Linked DNA regions of Homo sapiens: region 1 is linked to region 2. Evidence: chromatin loops called from intact Hi-C (ENCODE). Cell type or tissue: testis. All regions are shown on one strand. Each heading gives the region's core, and the rest is flanking DNA. Links, peaks and the distances in the headings are about the cores only. Region 1 holds the start of OR4A16 (olfactory receptor family 4 subfamily A member 16). Region 2 has its middle 37 kb from the start of OR4A15.

The links. Hi-C counts contacts between places; a loop is a spot of excess contacts. Peaks named below come from ENCODE experiments on the same cell type or tissue, not always from the same donor. Only the 100,000 strongest peaks of a DNase experiment are listed, where the experiment ranks them.
Region 1: a loop joins it to region 2, with 5 times the contacts of the local background. A loop is called at or near these places in 2 of 110 quality-filtered maps.

The regions. Positions count from the first base shown.
Region 1 is chr11:55,339,940-55,350,404 of GRCh38, reverse strand. It overlaps OR4A16 (olfactory receptor family 4 subfamily A member 16), which reads right to left and starts at 7,204. Exons shown (of 1, transcript NM_001005274.1): 1 at 6,218-7,204. The coding sequence starts at 7,204. The coding sequence ends at 6,218. In testis, for the core only: no CTCF peak of the experiment used is centred there; no DNase peak of the experiment used is centred there.
Region 2 is chr11:55,400,113-55,410,577 of GRCh38, reverse strand. No RefSeq gene overlaps it. Among named protein-coding and RNA genes, the nearest start is that of OR4A15, 37 kb to the right of the region's middle. In testis, for the core only: no CTCF peak of the experiment used is centred there; no DNase peak of the experiment used is centred there.

The sequences.
Region 1 (10,465 bases), core at 1,728-9,727, 60 kb after region 2:
TACCTGAGACTGGGAAATTTACAAAAGAAAGAAGTTTAATGGACTTATAGTTCCACATGGCTGTGGAGGCATCACAATCATGGTGGAAAGCAAGGAGGTGCAAGTCATGTCTTATATGAATGGCAGCAGCCAAGGAGAGAGAGCTTGTCCAGGGGAACTCCTCTTTATAAAACCATCAGAACTCATGAGACTTATTCACTATCACAAGAACACCACAGAAAAGACTTGCCAGTATGATTCAATTACCTCCCACTGGGTCCCTCCCACAACACATGGGAATTCAATATGAAATTTGAGTGGAGACACAGCCAAACCATATCATTCCACCCATAGCCCCTCCTATATCTCATCTTTTCATATTTCAAAATCAATCTTGCCTTCCCAACAGTCTCCCAAAGTCTTAACTCATTTCAGCATCAACTCAAAGTTCACAGTCTAAAGTCTCATTTGAGATAAGGCAAGTCCCTTCTGCCTATGAGCCTGTAAAATCAAAAGCAAATTAGTTACTTTTGAGATACTTCTGAGATACTTCTGGGGTACAGGCCTTGGGTAATACAGTCATTCCAAATGGGAGAAATTGGCCAAATCAAAGGGGCTACACAGCCAATGCAAGTCCGAAATCCAGCAGGGCAGTCAAATCTTACAGCTCCAAAATGATCATCTCTTTTGACTCCATGTCTCACATCCAGGTCATGCTGATGCAAGAGGTAGGTTACCATGTTCTTGGGCAGCTCCACCATGTGGTTTTGCCCTCTTCTCACAGTTCCAAAGCTCCCCTATGCAGGGACTCTGTGTCAGGGTTCCAACCCCACATTTTCCTTCTACCCTGCCCTAGCAAAGGTACTCCATGAGTGCCCCAGCCCTGCAGCAAACTTCTGCCTGGACATCCAGACGTTTCCATTCATTCTCTGAAATCTAGGCAGAGGTTGCCAAACCCCAATTCTTGACTTCTGTGCACCTACAGGCTCAATGCCATGTGGAAGCTGCCAAGGCTTAGGGCTTGCACCCTCTGAAAACATGGTCTGAACTGTACCTTGGCCCCTTTTAGTCACAGCTGGAGCAGCTGAGATGCAGGGCACGAAGTCCCTAGACTGCACACACCAGAGGAACCCTGGGCCAGGCCCATGAAACCTTTTATTTTCTTCTAAGCCTCCAGGCCTGTGTTGGGAGGGGCTGCTTCAGAGTTCTCTGATATGCCTAGGAGACACTTTCTACAGTGTCTTGATGATTAACATTTGGCTTGTGACTTATGCAAATTTCTGCAGCTGGTTTAAATTTCTTCTTGGAAAATGGAATTTTCTTTTCTATCACTATTGTATAGTAAGGCTGCAAATTTCTTTTCTATCACTATTGTAAGGCTGCAAATTTTCCAAACTTTTATGCTCTGCTTCCCTTATAAAACTATTGCTTTCAATAGCACCGAAGTCACGCTTTGAATGCTTTGCAGATTAAAAATTTCTTCTGCCAGATACCATAAATCATCTCTCTCAAGTTCACAGTTCCACAGAACTCTAGGGCAGGGGCAAAATGCCACCAGTGTCTTTGCTAAAATGTAACAAGAGTCACCTTTGCTCCAGTTCCCAAGAAGTTCCTCATCTCCATCTGAGACCACCTCAGCCTGGATTTCATTGTCTACACCATTATCAGCATCTTGGTCAAAGCCATTCAACAAGTCTCTAGAGAGTTTTAAACTTTCCCATGTTTTTCTGTCTTTTTCTGAGCCCTCCAAACTGTCCCAACCTCTTCCTGTTACCCAGTTCCAAAGTCGCTTCCTTATTTTCGGGTATCTTTTCAGCAGTGCCCCACTCTCGGTACCAATTTACTGTATTAGTTTATTTTCACACTGCTGATAAAGATGTACCCAAGACTGGGCAATTTACAAAAGAAAGAGGTTTAATAGACTTACAGTTCCACATAACTATGGAGGCCTCCCAGTCATGGCAAAAGGCAACTAGGAACAAGAGATGTCTTATATGAATGGCAGCAGACAAGCTTTCTGACAGCTTGTGCAGGGAAAGTCCTCTTTATAAAACCATCAGATCTCATGAGACTTACTCACCATCATGGGAACAGCAGGAGAGAGACTTGCCCCCATGATTCAATTACCTTCCACCAGGTCCCTCCTACAACACGTGGGAATTCAAGATGAGATCTGAGTAGGGACACAGCCAAACCATATCAGATTTGAGTAAGCATTTCTCTAAACATGACATAAAAATGACCAATATGTGTATAAAAATGCTCAAAATCACTAATCATCAGAGGAATGCAAAATAAAACCACAATTAAATGTTATCTCACACCTATTAGACTGGCTATTATCAAAAAGACAAATGACAACAAGTGTTGGTGAGGATGTGGAGAACAGAGAACCCTTGCACACTGTTACTAGTAATGTAAATTAGTACAGCTATTATGGAAAACAGCATGAAGCGTTCTCAAAAATTAAAGCTATCATATGACCCAGCCATCCCATTGCTAGGTATATATTATTTTTTAAAAAGAAAATCAGTATGGTGGGTGCACTGGTTCACACCTGTAATTCCAGCACTCTAGGGGGCTGTGGCAGGTGGATCACTTGAGGTCAGGTGTTCGAGATCAGCCTGGCCAACTTGGCCAAATTCCATCTTTACTAAAAATGCAAACAAAAATTAGTCAAGTGTGCTGCTACATGCCTGTAATCCCAGCTACATGGGAGGCTGAAGCAGGAGCATTGTTTGAACCCAGGAGGCAGAGGTTGCAGTGAGTTGAGGTCACGCCATTGCACACCAGCCTGGATGGCAAGAGTGAAACTCAGTCTCAAATTAAAAACAAAGAAAAATTAAATTAAAAACTCAGTCTCAAATTAAAAACTGAGAAAAATAAAGAAAATCAGTATGTCAAAGAGATATCTGCACAACTACATTCATTGCAGCATTATTCACAATAGCCAAGATACAGAATCAACTGAAGTGCCCACCGGTGGATGAATGGATAAAGAAAATGTGGTACATATACACAATGAATACTATTTAGCATTTAAAAGGAAGGAAATCTTGTCATTTGTGGCAATGTGGATGAAACTGGAGGACATTGCATTAAGCTATAACCCAGGCATAGGAAGACAAATATCACATAATCTCACTTATATGTGAAATCCAAAAAAGTTGAACTCATAACAGTAGAAAGTAGAATAGTGGTTACCAGGCGTGTTGGGGAGATTTTGGTCAAAGAATACACAATTTCAATTGTATAGAAGGAATAAATTCAAGAGATCTATTGTACAACATGGTGACTATAGTTAGTAACAACCTATTCTTGAAAATTGCTAAGACAGTAGATTTTAAGTGTTTTCATCACAAAAATATGATGACTATGTAAGGCAATGCATATGCTAAATAGCTCAATTTAATCCTTCCCCAATGTATACATGTTTTAAGACAACATATTGTATATAATAAATACATGCAATTTTTATTTGTTTAATAAATAAAGAAAAAATGAAATCATGAGGCTTTTATTCATCAAATGAAATGAGAAGTATAAAAAAGGAAATCACAAACTGAGAAAATGTTTGCAATACATATAAACAATAAGGATTCAATACACAGGTTTCCTAAAGAAGTCCAATAAATTAAAAATAATAGAAAACAACCAGTAGAAAAGTTGGTAAGATACATAAATACACATTTCATAGAAAATTAGAAAAAAATGAGATTCAATAAACACGTTAAGAATATACTCAACTTCAGTGGCAATAAAGACTGCAAATTAAAACCACAATGAACTTACAGCCTTAAAGCTATTACATTAGGAAAAATTATCAAACATCTCACTATAGTGAGGTGTTGGTAAGGATGTAGAGCAATGGAACTGTTATGCACTGTTGGTAGAAGTAACTTAACTGGTTAAGGAGGTGATTAATAATACATTAGGAAAAAAATGCAGTAATCTGTAAAAGTGTATAAGCATTATTTTTAACACAAAATAATTTTTTCAGGATGTCCATAGCTGCATATTGTGCAACATGAATTAAAAAAAAAACATAAACACTGCAAATGGCCTCTGATTGAACCAATGCATAATTGGTGGTATATTCACACATGGAATAATATACAGCACGGAAAATTAAGAGACTAAAGCAACATACAGTAATATAATCAAATCTTAGAATGTTTACATTGTGAAAGAAAGTAAAATTCAGAAAACTATGGATAATACAATTTTAATAAAGGCAAGGAATATGAAAATCTAAACAATACCTTTTAAGGAAAAGTACATATGTAATTAAACTATTTTAACTATGATTAACAAAAACTTTAGTGTTTGGTTTATCCCTGGGGAGAAAAAGAGGAATGGCATCAGCGTGGTAGACACAGGTAGTTTCAATTACATTGATAATATTCTGAATTTCACATATCATTTGATGTGCATACAAATTATAAAATTTTCAAGTAATTTAAGTTATAAAATATGTTTTCATTTAGAAAAGTAAATTCTTGTACATGAGATCTCTAGACTTGCTCATTTTTCATTTCTTCTTCTGTTACATTATATCCTCTGACTAATATACAGCATGAGGACAATAGGTAATAAAATTTTACTGTATTTGGTATTCATGCTAAAAGAGTAGATGTTATCTGCTTTTCCACAAAAAGTGAGTATTTTAGATGATGCATATATTAATTTGCTTCACAATAGTAACCTTTTTACTCTCTACATGTATCCCGTAACATCATGTTGTATATTCAACATACAAAAAAATTTATTTTAAAAAACTAACTCTTACAAAGCATAGATAGTGTTCTATATTATAATGAAAACAATTCAATCTTCTTGTTTTCTGATGTCCTAAGGTGGCTGCACACTGAGAAAAACTTGTTTTTTATCATGAAATTGAAAACCAAAATTTTGCTTACACAACAAATCTATTTAAGTCTATTAGCAGTTTAAATACAACATTTAGAAAACATGTTGCTTATGCTAAATAACACTTTTCCTTATCCATATTTTCAGCATCATGAATATAAGAAGCTTTGCCTTTTCTTCAGAGAGTGGCAAAAAAGCACATGAGAACAAGCAAGGAAAATCATAAAAATGTGTTTATAACTTGAATTAGTATGATTCTAAAAACTAAAGTATTTTTTTCCTGCAGTAAAGAACTAGCATCTGTTTTCATCATTATCTACATTCCATCTTACAAAATTGTTCACTAAGAGTGCCTTTTTAAATTTTTATTTATTTTTTATTTTTTTTTCACGGTTCCTTTCTCTTTATTTATTTATTTATTTATCTATTTATTTATTTTTTATTATTCTACTTTAAGTTTTAGGGTACATGTGCACATTGTGCAGGTTAGTTACATATGTATACATGTGCCATGCTGGTGTGCTGCACCCACTAACTCATCATCTAGCATTAGGTATATCTCCCAATGCTATCCCTCCCCCCTGATGGAGTCTCACTCTGTCACACAGGCTGAAGTGCCATGGCACAATCTTGCCCCACTGAAAGCTCCACCTCCCGGGTTCAAGCAGTTCTCTGCCTCAGCCTCCCAAATAGCTGGGATTACAGATGCCTGCCACCAATCCCCAGTAATTTTTGTATTTTTAGTACAGATGGGGTTTCACCATCGTGGCTGGGCTGGTCTTGAACTCCTGACCTTGTGATCCACCTGCCTCGGCCTCCCAAAGTCCTACGATTGCAAGTGTGAGCCACTGCACCTAGCCAATCCTGTCTTTCATTAAAGACAATATCATCTGTCATCCAAATATCCTGAACTGGAAATGCATAGACATGACTTGCGGAATGGAAGCAACCTTAAAACAAAATTAATAACACAGAAAGCTGCTTTACTAATAGAATAATAAAAAAATAAGATTTAAAAACAACTCTCTTTTCCCCAGAAATCTGTTTTAAGTATTAGCCAAATTGCTTTCTCATGAATTTGGGTAAAAGTACATCTACAGAAGTGGCTTGTGTTTTCTCTTTTGAAAATAATCAATAACTTTAAGTCCTAATTCAATATAAACTGAGAAAAATAAAGTTACAAGGTGAGCTTGGTTTTATTTTTACTTGTACCAAGACCTTTTATTCAGTACCTGTGATTTTATTCATTCTCCAAATTTCTCTTTAGATTTATTCTAGTCTCAGTGGATAATTTATACTACTTTTCTGATGGCTTTATGTAGATAGAGAGAAGCATCCCTACAGAATCTGTTGAATTGACTGCAGTATTTTACCGCCTATTTGTTGCCTTAGAACTAGGAATAAATATGTTCAGTGTGGGAGATACTCTTTTTCTAACTATACTTAACTTTTCACACCAGAGATTTTTCATAGCATTTTTCATCTCTGATTGTCTCAACGAGTATATTAAAGGATTCAACATGAGTGTGATAATTGAATAAAACACAGTCATTAATTTATCAAAGGGAAAGTTGGAAACGGGTCTAACATACATAAAAATACAGGGAACAAAAACGAGGGCAACCACAATGATGTGGGAGATGCAGGTAGGCAGGGCTTTATGCCTCTCTTCCTGACTGTAAGTTTTAAGGAAGTTTAGGATGACTCCACAGGAGATTAGCAGAAAGGTAAAGATGACCATACAAATTATTCCACCATTGGCAACCACAGTGAGTCCTATAAAGTAGGTGTCAAGGCACAACAGTTCCAACAATGGGTACATGTCACAGACAGAGTGGTCAATAACATTGGGGCCACAGATTGGTAGACTGTACAGAAAGACAATTTGAACCACAGAGTGCACAAAACCTCCAATCATGGCCACCACCAACAGAAGGATGCAAACCAGTCGATTCATGATGTTCAAATAGTGCAGCGGCTTAGAGATAGCCACATAGCGATCATAGGCCATCACCACCAAAAGGAAGACCTCTGCACCACCAAGTAAGTGTTCTATGAAGAGCTGACCCATGCAAGCTGACAAGGAAATAGCGATTTTATCACAGAGTAAGTCTATCATCAATTTGGGTGACATGGCAGTGGAATATATGGCATCCATAAGTGACAAGTAGGCAAGGAAGAAGTACATTAGGGAGCCCAAGGAGGGGCTGCCAATAGTAGTCACCCAAATGAGGAGGTTTCCCACCATTGTCACAATGTATATGAGTAAAAACATGACAAATAATGTTTTTTTCACATCAGGATCTTGAGTGAGGCCCAGGAGGACAAATTCTGTAACATTGCTGCTTGGTCTCATTTACTCTTCTTTCAAGCTTATATCAGAAATGAGAGCTCAGGAGAACAGGGACTGTAATGAAATAGTGAACAGAAAAATAAATACATCCATTATGTCACAGAGCACATCTACATCGTTATATCTTCCACGGCCATTTATACTCAATAAACGTTTACTAAGTCTCTATTGAGTTCCTCATCCAAACTGTCCAATAGGCCTTCCCTTGAAAATTCTATATCCCTCAGAAGATTTTGTTTTCAGCCAACAGATAAATGATCTAACTCTAAGTCTTAGTGGGTATTCTGTACAGGAAAATAGTTAAAAGTGCAACTATCATTCATACTTTAATAACTTCTTATTTAAAACATATTACTTTTTTGCACCCCAATCAGCTTTGATGGACAGGAAACAGTCTCCCACTCTCAAGAAACTTACTCTTATAAACTTGTTATGAGTTAATGAGCGCAGCACACCAACATGGCACATGTATACATATGTAACTAACCTGCACGTTGTGCACATGTACCCTAAAACTTAAAGTATAATAAAAAAAGTTATAAACTTGCAATAACTAAATTAGCATAGACTCAGTCCTTCACATTTGTAGTAGTTGCAGGGACTTTACAATATGACCTGTGTAGCAACAAAATTAACCATCTTCTGAAATATCTCACATAGTACTATAACATTCCACTGTTAAACATTCAGACCTCCATGTCTCAAAAAAATAAACAGTTTTCTTTAATCTCTCATTAAATTTCAAGATACTGGACTTTTACCAGTATAAATAACCACAAAATCTCTGACTGTTCGAGTTCTAGGGAGTTTCCATTACATCCTTGCCTATACCACAATTCCAAACACATTTACTATTCTAATTTCAGCATAGTTTTAAACTGAACTAAACTAACTCATCCCTGTCACCAGCTATTACATCAGCAACTAGAGGGTTTTTTTGTTTGCTTTTTTGGCAGAACTCATACAGTGAACTGGATAGTGAGAGAGGAGAAAATATACAATGAAAAGAGAGGTAAAAAATGGTGAAACATAGTTTTATTTATAATGTTGTTCAGGTACTAAGAGTGCTCAAAAATACAACCTCAGCATCCAGACTAAAAACAAAAAAATACTGAAGGATAAATTCCAAGTTCAATGTAAGAAAGCATGGGTTGAGTCATTTTCTTTCCTTCTTTTTTTGAGATGGAGTCTCACTCTGTCATCCAGGCTGGAGTGCAGTGGTATGATCTTGGCTCATTGCAACCTCCACCTCGTGGGTTCAAGTGATTTTCCTGCCTCAGCCTCCTGAGTAGCTAGGACTACAGGTGCGTGCCACCACACTCAGCTAATTTTTGTATCTTTAACAGAGACAGGGTTTCATCATGTTAGTCAGGATGGTCTTGATCTCCTGACCTTGTGATATGGGAGTGACAGTAAATATCAGTGTCTAGTGTGATTCATCAGTCTAGCCAAAATACAGAGTTTGAAGTAATAAGGCAAGTTCCTTGGAACAACTTGGTCCATGACCAACAGAGACATTTTAGAAACATTACCAAATATAACATCTCTTTCACATCCTAGTAACACAAAGAAGTAACAATAACTCTGGGAGATTTATAATGGGAAGTTACTCACACAATGCCATGGAAACCCAATAACCTTAATGCCCAGTTGTTTTCAGAAGTGTCTACTATGGGAAGTTATGCACACTGGAGACTCCCACAGAAGCCTAATTCTGCCACCCTAGGATGAAAACTGGCATTTTGGATTCAATATTCCTAATACACTGGCCAGATGAGGGCAATTTGAAAGACAACTACTGAGAAGTGCTTGAACTTTCACAGAGACACAGATTAATTCATTATGAGTGTCCTCGATGTCATGGTGACATTAGAGGGCCAGTTAAAAAAGCATAGCATGGCATGACAACGTTTCTTAATAAAATTGAAAGAGCATATGTAGAAATGTTCAAGGGGGTGGCTCTGATAAATATATCATATTTATAAGTATAAATTTCAGAACAAATAGAACCTCTGACAGAGGTTTTCATTCCTGCTAATCACTGGTATGAATGCAATTATCCTTTTCCTGATAAAGAAAAACAAGATATTTAATTTCCTAATGGAGATTTTCAAACGAAAGGGTATGATTCATATGGAAATCTGCTGAAATTCTCCCTCTGAATAGTAGAAATTTGGTTCAAGAAGGTAAAGTTAAGTCCTCTGAATGACCATATGTATGAGCAGCATAAACTTTAGTTCATGGAGCATTTGGTTCTCACTCTCAGAGCAATGTCTGAATATTTCCTGACACCTGTGGTGTAACCACACCATTTGGTCAGGTAGACAAGCCTCTGGTCTACCTGACCAAATGGTGTGGTTACACCACAGGTGTCAGGAAATATTCAGACATTGCTCTGAGAGTGAGAACCAAATGCTCCATGAACTAAAGTTTTTGCTGCTCATACATATGGTTGATCAAGAAATCCAGCAACAGAGGATGCTATTGTGGAAGCCACATTAGGATTCTAAGGGAAGATTAAACTGAGTGCTATAGGTCTTTAAGGAACCTAGGTTTTGATTCTTTTAAAAAAAGAATAGAAAGTCTTTGTCCCTGCATTTTCAGTGGCCATTTGGATATATGAGATGAATGACACATAATGATGGGAAGAATAGTGACATACTCCACTAAGTCAACCAAAACCAGTAATATCATAAAGACTCAGGTGTTTTATCAATAGCAGAAACACTGTTTAAATAGGATTAAAGAGTACTTGCTAGTGCCAAGAACCAAAACAGAGCTTTTAGGGTTATTACAAAGGATCAATAGCCATAGCTCCTAGTGATGTCAAATGGGTTTATCATGATTAGACTTTTAATGACACTTTGAGATTCACTTAGCCTGTAATCCAAGCCACAAATGAAAACACCATCTGGCTAGTGAAACAATACATGGACTACCAATTTGATCCCCAAATCTCATTGAATCAAAGCACAAATTTTCTCATGGCCAGTGGACATAAATGAGCTAAGAAGTACATCACATAAGCCGGTAGCAGTGGCTCACGCCTGTAATCGACAACACTTTGGGAGGCCAAGGTGGGCAGATCACCTGAGGTCAGCAGTTTGAGACCAGCCTGACCGACATGGTGAAAACCAGCCTCTACTAAAAATACAAAAATTAGCTGGGTGTGGTCTTACATGCCTATAATCCCAGCTACTTGGGAGGCTGAGGCAGGAGAATACCTTGAACCCGGGAGGCAGAAGTTGCAATGAGCCAGGATCA
Region 2 (10,465 bases), core at 1,631-9,630:
AGCAGATCTCTCAGCAGAAACCCTACAGCCCAGAAGAAAGTGGAGGCCAATATTCAGCATTCTTAAAGAAAAGAGAATTTCATATCCAGCCAAACTAAGCTTCATAAGTGAAGAGGAAATAAAATCCTTTACAGAAAAGCAAATGCTGAGAGACTCTTTACCACCAGGCCTGCCTTCCAAGAGCTCCTGAAGGAAGCACTAAACATGGAAAGGAAAACCCGGTACCAGCCATTGCAAAAACAAACCAAAATGTAAAGACCATGGACATTAGGAAGAAACTGCCTCAACTGATGGGCAAAATAATCAGCTAGCATCATAATGACAGGATCAAATTCAAACATAACAATATTAACCTTAAATGTAAATGGGCTAAATGCCCCAATTAAAAGACACAGACTTGAAATTGGATAGAGTCATGACCCATCAGTGTGCTGTATTCAGGAGACCCACCTCATGTGCAAAGGCACACATAGGCTCAAAATAAAGAAATGAAGGAATATTTACCAAGCAAATGGAAAGCAAAATAAAGCAGGGGTTGCAATCCGAGTGTCTGATAAAACAGAATTTAAATCAACAATGAGCAAAAAAGACAAAGAAGGCCATTACATAATTGTAAAGGGATCAATGCAATAAGAAGAGCTAACTATCCTAAATATATATGCATCCAATACAGGAGCACCCAGATTCATAAAGCAAGTTCTTAGAGAACTACAAAGAGACTTAGACTCCCACGCAATAATAATGGGAGACTTTAACACCCCATTGACAATATTAGACAGATAAACGAGACAAAAAAATAACAAGGATATTGAGGACTTGAACTCAGCTCTGGACCAAGCAGACCTAATAGACATCTACAGAACTCTTCACCCCAAATCAATAGAATATGCATTCTTCTCAGCACCACACCACAATTACTGTAAAACTGACCACATAATTGGAAGTAAAACACTCCTCAGCAAATGCAAAAAATGGAAATTATAACAGTGTCTCAGACAGCAGAGCAATCAAATTGGAATCCAGGATTAAGAAATTCATTCAAAATCACACAACTACGTGAAAACTGAACCACCTGCTTCTTATTGACTACTGGGTAAATCACAAAATTAAGACAGAAATGAACAAGTTCTTTGAAAACAATGAGAACAAAAACACAAATCACCAGACTCTCTGGGACACAGATAAAGTAGTGTTCAGAGGGAAATTATGGCACTAAGTGCCCACAAGAGAAAGCAGGAAAGATCTAAACTTGACACACTAAGATCACAATTAAAATAACTAGAGAAGCAATAGCAAACAAATTCAAAAGTTAGCAGAAGTCAAGTAATAATAACTAAGATCAAAGTAGAAATGAAGGAGATAGAGACATGAAAAACCTTTCAAAATATCAAGGAATCCAAGAGGTGTTTTTTTGAAAAGACTAACAAAATAGATAGACTGCTAGCCAGACTAATAAAGAAGAAAAGAGAGAAGAATCAAATAGACACAATAAAAAATGATTAAGGGGATATCACCACTGATCTCACAGAAATACGAACTACCATCAGAGAATACTATAAACACCTCTATGCAAATAATCTAGAAAATCTGAAGAAATGGATAAATTCCTGGACACAGACACCCTACCAAGATTAAACCAGGAGGTAGTTGAATCCCAGAATAGATGCATAACAAGTTCTGAAATTGAGGCAGTAATTACCAGCCTACCAACAACAACAAAAAAGCCCAGGTCCAGATGGATTCACAGTCAAATTCTACCAGAGGTACAAAGAGGAGCTGGTACCATTCCTTTGGAAACTATTCAAAATGATAGAAAAAATAGGGACTCCTCCCTAACTCATTTTATGAGGCCAGCATCACGCTGATACCAAAACCTGTCAGAGACATAAAAAAAAAAGAAAACTTCAGACCAATATCCCTGATGAATGTTGATGAAAAAAATCCTAAATAAAATACTGGAAAACCAAATCCAGCCACACATCAAAAAGTTTATCCACCACAATCAAGTCAGCTTTATCCCTGGGATGTGAGGCTTGTTTAACATACACAAATTAATAAATGTAATCCATCACACAAAGAGAATCAGTGACAAAAGCCACATGATTATCTCAATAGATGCAGAAAAGGCCTTTGATAAAATTCAATCCCCTTCATGCTAAAAACTCTCAATAAACTAAGTATTGATGGAACATATCTCAAAATAATAAGACCTATTTATGACAAACCCATAGCCAATATGTACTGAATGGGCAAAAGCTGGAAGCATTTCCTTTGAAAAATGGCACAAGACAATGAGGCTCTCTGTTACCACTCCTATTCAACATAGAATTGGAAGTTCTGTCCAGGGCAATCAGGCAAGAGAAAGAAATAAAGGATATTGAAATAGGAAGAGAGGAAGTCAAATTGTCTCTGTTGAAGATGACATGATTGTATATGTAGAAAACCTGATCATCTCAGCCCAAAAACTCCTTAAGCTGATAAGCAACTTCAGCAAAGTCTCAAGATACATAATCAATCTGCAAAAATCACAAGCATTCCTATACATCAATAACAGACAAGCAGAGAGCCAAATCATGAGTGAACTCCCATTCAAAATTGCTACAAAGTGAATAAAATACCTAGGAATGCAACATACAAGGGACATGAATGGCCTCTTCAAGGAGAACTACAAACCACTGCTCAAGGAAATAAGAGAGGACACAAACAAATGCTCATGGGTAAGAAGAATCTATATCCTGAAAATGGTCATACTGCCCCAAGTAATTGAGAGATTCAATGCTATTCCTATCAAGCTACCATTGATTTTCTTCACAGAATTAGAAAAAACTACTTTAAATTTCATATGAAACCAAAAAAGAGCCTGTATAGTCAACACAATCCTAAGCAAAAAGAACAAACCTGGAGGCATCACACTACCTGATTTCAAATTATACTGCAAGTCTACAGCAACGAAAATAGCATGGTACTGGTACCAAAACAGATATATAGACCAACAGAATAAAAGAGGAAAACCCCACACATCTAAAACCATCAGAAATATTCATGCCTCAGAAATAACACCATACATCTATAACCATCTGATCTTTGATAAATATGACAGAAACCAGAAATGGGGAAAAGATTCCTTATTTAATAAATACTGCTGGGAAAACTGGCTAGCCGTATGCAGAAAACTGAAACTGGACCCCTTCCTTACACCTTATAAAAAATTAACTCATGATGGCTTAAAGACTTAAAGGTAAAACCTAAAATTATAAAAACCCTAGAAGAAAACCTAGGCAATACCAATCAGGACATAGGTATGGGCAAAGACTTCATGACTGAAACACCAAAAACAATGGCAACAAAAGCCAAAATTGACAAATGGGATCTAATTAAACTCAAGAGCTTCTGCACAGCAAAAGAAACTACCATCAGAGTGAACAGGCAACCTACAGAATGGGAGAAAATTTTCACAACCTACTCATCTGACAAAGGGCTAATATCCACAATCTACAATGAACTCAAACAAATTTACAAGAAAAAAATGAACAACCCCATCAAAAAGTGGGCAAAGGATATGAACAGACACTTCTCAAAAGAAGACATTTATGCAACCAACAAACATGAAAAAAAGGTAATTATCAATGGTCATTAGAGAAATGCAAATCAAAACCACAATGAGATACCATCTCATGCCAGTTAGAATGGTGATCATTAAAAAGTCAGGAAACAACAGATATGGAGAGGATGTGGAGAAATAGGAACACTTTTACACAGTTGGTGGGAGTGTAGATTAGTTCATTCACTGTGGAAGACGGTGTGGTGATTCCTCAAGGATCTGGAACTAAAAATATCATTTGATCCATCAATCCCATTACTGGGTATATACCCAAAGGATTATAAATCATTCTATGATAGAGACACATGCACACATATGTTTATTGCAGAGCTATTTAAAATAGCAAAGACTTGGAACCAACCCAAATGCCCATTGATGATAGATTGAATAAAGAAAATGTAGTACATGTATATCATGGAATACTATGCAGCCATAAAAAAGAATGAGTTCATGTCCTTCGCAGGGACATGGATGAAGCTGGAAACCATCATTCTCAGCAAAATAACACAGCAACAGAAAACCAAACACTGCATGTTCTCACTCATAAGTGGGAGTTGAACAATGGGAACACATGGACACAAGGAGGGGAACATAACACACCAGGGCCTGTTGAGAGGTGGGTAACAAGGGGAGGTAGAGCATTAATATGAATACCTATGGCATGTGAGACTTAAAACTTAGATGATATGTTGATAGGTGCAGCAAACCACCATGGCACAGGTGTACCTATGTAACCTTCACATTCTTCACATGTACCCCAGAACTTAAAGTAAGAAACAATTTAAAAAAATTAAGAATAACTTACTGCCATAGAATTTACTGCAATGACCACATTTCCCATCACCTAGAAGCTATTGTCTAGATAGAACATTGGAATGGCCTCCAAAAGCGTTAGTCGTGGTGACACCTGAACATCCACCCTAAACACTTGGAATGCTTTCTTCTATATGTCTGACACACAGGATGTGCTCAGCGATTTTAGTCAACATAAACCTTGTGCCACATATATTTATGGGAGATTATTTTCACACTGATAAACATTCCCCCATGCAGCCTAATCAATGTCAATCTGCATTTCAATATCCACAAGATCCAGTTCCACATATTCCTATGATTGTCATTGTTTAAATTATCTGGATTTGCAATTTTAGCAGAATAAATTATTTTCTTATAGAAAAGGACCCTGTTTTCTACTTGCACTCTAATTATACCTGAAGCTAAATATTAATCTGGATGCAAAAAGGGATATCTCTGGGAAAGAGCATGAGACCTTTTTGAGGTAGATTTTGCACCTTTACAGATATTGAAGGTGCTATGATCTGAAGGCTCTCTACTAACAGCACATCCAACAGCTTAAATAAACTCTTCTTTCCTAAATGAAGGGCAGGGCATGTTCTCCTCAAGTACACCACAACATACACCTTATGACACTTGAATTTATATCTTTATATGAATTATCAGAATAGCTCCTTTAGGATTCTCTTACTTGAGAACTCAAAGAGAAAGGTTTGAGGACAAACTATGTCTCTTACCACTGCAGCTGATCTCAAGAGTTGCAACTGCTATTTACCTTCTTCTTCCTTACCAAATTTTTTTCCCCCTTCATCTTCTGCTAGCATTGCTACTGATCTCATAACTTATTTAGCGGAATAGTCCAGACTTTCATCCTAAAAACATCTCATCCCTGTTCATTATACCCATTCAGGAATGGACATCTGCACTTTCTCATTTATTACCACCATTGGAAAACGGAATGGTAAGATGTGCTCAACTTAGTAACCTGGAAGACAAAAGTATTATATCTTGCAACCATTGTGTTATAACACTTCCATTCCACATCATAATAAGGTCAATTACCTCTGCCACAGTTGTGGGAAGAGCCCTCTCTAAATCACTACAAATAGCAATCCTTCTTGTCATAGGAAAGCCAGATTTAATCCAATATTGTAATTCATGGGTCAAAATAAATAATAATAGGGCTCCTTAAAAACATAATTTATCCATTTTATCAACTAACCTTAAGTATTTTCATGACATTGAAAAGTGCGATTATTCCAGCCAATCAATAAATTTTCTTATATTTCAAAAGAAGTTGAATTGAGTTTCCCATCATTTGAACCAAAAACATGCAAACTGAAACAGCTGCATTTTATTTATTTTTTATTTTTTATCTTTTGAGGTGGAGTCTTGCTCTGTTACCAGGTTGGAGTACAGTGGTGTGATCTTGGCTTACTGCAACTTCTGCCTCATGGGTTCAAGTGATTCTCCTGTCTCAGCATCCAGAGTAGCTGGCATTACAGTCATGCATGACCACACACCCAGCTAATTTTTGTATTTTTAGTAGAGACAGGATTTTGCCATGTTTGCCAGGCTGATCTTGAACTCCTGACCTCAGGTGATCTGCCCGCATCAGCCTCCCAGTATTCAGATTGGTTCATTATCCTTTCAAAATTTAATTGCAAATTTTATATTTTGGGTTTCCAGATCAACTTTTAAAATTAAAACAATATCCAGATTCATTTGCTTTTACGTGGAAAGAAATGCAACATATGTTTGCCATTTTTCCTCAAAGATATATACGTAGTATAATGCCATAATTAGGTGAAATGAAATTTAGACATGAACATAATAAAATAATTCATTACCTTGATAACATTGTAATAGTTTCTCCCTCAGAAGAAGCAATGTGGAAGAATACAGGGACTATGGTAAATATTAGTAGTCTAATGTTCTTGATTGGTCTAGTCAAAAGATAGAGCTTAGACTAATCATGCAAGATTCTGGAAACAACATGGTCTGGGCCATCAGAGATATTTCACAAACCTTAGCAATTATACCACTAGATCTTCCACATCCTAGTAATAAAAAAAAATGACAAGGGTTCCAGAAAATTCATAATGGGAAGTTACTCATGCAGTGCCATTAGACCCAAGAACCGAATGCAGTCATTTTTGAAAGTGTATATATATGAACATATGCAGACTGAAGACTCTAGCAGAAACCTACTCCTGCCACCCTGTGATGATTATTGGGATTTGGGATTCAATAATTCCTGATAGCTTGTCCAGAGGAAGCCCATTGGATAGGCAGCTACTGAGAAGTTATTGGGCTTTCACAGAGACACAATTTAATGTCATTAATGGCTTAGCATAACAAAATATCTTAATAAAATGGAAATAGTATGTACAGAAACATATTTTAGGAGATGACTCTAGGAAGTATATCATATTCATAAGCATAACTTTCGGAAGAAAAGAAACCTCTCACAGAGGTTTCCACTCCTGTTGCTCAGGCAATTATACATTTCCTACCACAGAAAAACAGAATACTGAATTTCCCAATGGGATTTCCTAAATTGTGAGGTATGATTATTATGAAAATCTGTTGAAATTCTCATTCTGAATGGTAAAACCTTTGTCAAAGTAGGCAAAATTAATTCCTTTGAAAGACTATACATATACATATATAAAACATATATACACTATACATATATATTATATATATACTATACATATATTATATATATACTATACATATATATTATATATATGTATTATATATATGTATTATATATATGTATTTTATATATATATATATATATATATATGCAGCATATCCTTCATTGTGTGCAGCATTTGGTTCTTGCTCTCAGAGCAATGTCTGTGCATTTTCAGACTCCTGTATGGTAACTTCACCATTTGATCAGGCAGACAAGTCTCTGATGAATGGATGACGAAGAATTTTAGCAATAGAGAATGCTATTATGGAAGGTCATACAAGTATTCTAAGGGAAGTTTAAAGTGGGCATAGGATCCACCAAAGAACCCAGGTTTTGACTCAAAAAAGAAAGAGAAACCCACTGGCCTAGGATTTAGAGGTGGTAGCCACTTGGGTATATGCATGGATGACATATAATGATGAGCAGAATAATGACGTAGCCCACTAAGTCAACCAAAATGTGGTGAAGAAAAAAGTTCTGTAACAGTTTGAGGAGTATATGCTAGGGTCAAATATGACAACACAGTTTGTTGTCTATTTTAAAGGACCATTAGACATAGATCCTAGTGGTTTCAAATTAATTTATCCTTAAATAGATTTTTTTTTTTTTTTACCATTTTGGATTTCACCTAGTCTATGACCTAAGCCACAAATGACAACACTGTCAACCTACAGAAACACTACGTTCTAACAATTTGCCCACTCAATTACATCTCATTGATTTAAGGCACAGATTTCCACAAGGCACATGGACATAAATAGCCTAAGAAATACATCACATGGACACACTATACCCCTTAAAACTGACATAATAATGGCTTAATAAAAGCCGAAACTAGGCTCATAAGAATAATAAATTATTGGAAGAAAAAAATCTAGCAGATGGGAAAAGAGCATATAGATGGGTAATTACTCCTAGGGAGGACATGATTACTATTTTCCCATGAGATTATCTTAACTCTTGAGAATAGAACTCTTAACTCTTTCACTCATATATGACATGGAGTTATGGCCAGGAAGAGGTACTAGACCACTTTTCGCATGAATGGGAGAACTTAACTGAATTCCTTTAATACTCTGATTCAGAATTATATTATTTGTAGGAAACGCAAAATGCAACAAAAGGCTCTGTTAATAACATTGTATAAGAACAAATCAGAATTATAAATGCATGAAGAAGATAAAGGATAAAGAAGGAAAAGGAGTTGTCCAAATGATAAAAAAAAAAGATATGGTTTGGATCTGTGTCCCCACCCAAATCTCATGTTAAAATGTAATTCCGAGTGCTGGAGGTAGGGCCTGCTGGGAGGTGACTGGATTATTGCGGAATTTCCTCGTGGTTTAACACCGTCCCTTTTTGGTACTGTCATAACAATTGTGGGTTCTCATGGGATCTGGTTATTTAAAAGTGTGTGGCAGTTCCCTTTACTGCTCCTGCACCTGCCATGTAAGATGTGCCTGCTCCCACTTTGCCTTCCACATTGATTTTAAATTTACTGAGGCCTCCCCAGAACTGAGGAGATGCCAGCATCATGCTTTCAGTTACAGCCTGTGGAGCAATGAGCCAATTAAAACTCTTTTCTTCATAAATTACAGAATCTCTCTGATATTTCTTTATAGCAATGCAAGAGTGGGCTAATACAATAATTAGTACTGAAGAGTGAAGCATATCTATAAAGATACCTGAAAATGTGGAAGCAGCTTTGAAACTGGGTAACAGGCAGAGGTTGGAAGAATGTAGAGGGCTCAGAAGAAAGGAAGGTGAAAGAAAATTTTGAACTTCCTAGAGAATTTTTGAATGGCTCTGACCAAAATGCTGATAGTGAAGTGGACAGTAAAGTCTAGAGTGAGGAGATCTCGGACAGAAATAAAAAACTTAATGGGAACTGGAGTGGAAGTCACTTTTGCTGAGCTACAGAAAAGTCTGGCTGCATTTTGTCCCTGCTCTAAGGATCTGTCAAACTTTGAACTTGAGAATGATGATTTAGGGTATCTGGCAGAAGAAATTTCTAAGCAGGAAAGCATTCAAGATTTAGCCTGGCTCCTTCTATTAGCCTGGCTGCTTCTAATAACCTAAGCTCATATAAAAGAGCAAAGAAATGATCTGAAAATGGAACATATTTAAATGGGAGCAGAGTGTAAAAGTTTGAAAAATTTGCAGCCTGGCCATGTGAAAGAAAAGAAAAGCCCGTTTTCAGGGAAGAAATTCAAGCTGGCTGCAGAAATTTGCATAAGAGTAGCCAAGTGCTAAGCTCCAAGACAATGAGGAAAAACCCTCAAAGGCATTTCACAGACCTTTTCAACAGGACTTCCCATCACAGAACTGGAGATCTAGGAGAACTGAACAATTTTCTGAGCCAGAGCCAGGGCCCTACTGCCCTGAGCAGTCTTGGAAAACTGCTGTTTGCATCCCAGCCATTCCAGGTCCAGCCATAACTAAAAGGGGCCAAGGTACAGCTCAGGCCACTGCTTCAGAGGATGAAAGCTGTGAGCATAGAAGGCTTCCAGGTGTTTGTAAACCTACAGGTGCACAGAATGCAATGGATGAGGCTTGGAAGCTGCCACTTAGGATTCAGAAGATCTATCAAACAGCATGGATGCCCAAAGAGAAGCCTGCTGCAGGGGTGGAGCTCTCACAGAGAACTTCTATTCAGGCAGTGTGGAGGGGAAATGTGGGGTTGGAGACCATACACAGAGTACCCACTGGGGCACTGCCTAGTGGAGCTGTGAGAAGAGGACTACCATTCTCCAGACCCCAAAATGGTTGCTCCCCCAGCAGCTTGCTCTCTGTACCTAGAAAAGCCACAGTCATCCAGGAGCAACACCCAACCTAAGAGCAACTTTGGGGGCTGAACCTTCAAAGCCACATGGGTGGAGCTACCCATTGCCTTGGAAGCCTACACATTGCACGAATATGCCCTGGTTGTGAGGCATGGAGTCAAAAGAAATTATTTTGGAGCTTTAAGATTTAATGACTGCCTTGTTAGATTGCAGACTTACATGGGGCCTGTAACCCCTTTCTTTTGGCTGATTTCTCCACTTTGGAATGAAAGTATTTACCCAATTCCTGTAACTTCTTTGTATCCTGTAAGTTACTAGCTTGCTTTTGATTTTACAGACTTAGGTGGAAGGGACTAGCCTTGTCTCAGAGAAGCCTGGGCTGTGGACTTTTCAGTTAATGCTGGAATGGGTTAGCACTTTGGGGAACTGATTGTATTTTGAAATGTGAGAAAATGTGAGAGAAAGGTGAGAAGAGCATGAGGTTTTGGAGGGGTCAGTGCCAGAATGATATTCTTTTGATCTGTGTCCCCACTTAAATCTCATGTTGAAATGTAATATCAAAGGTTGGAGGTAGGGTCTGGTGGG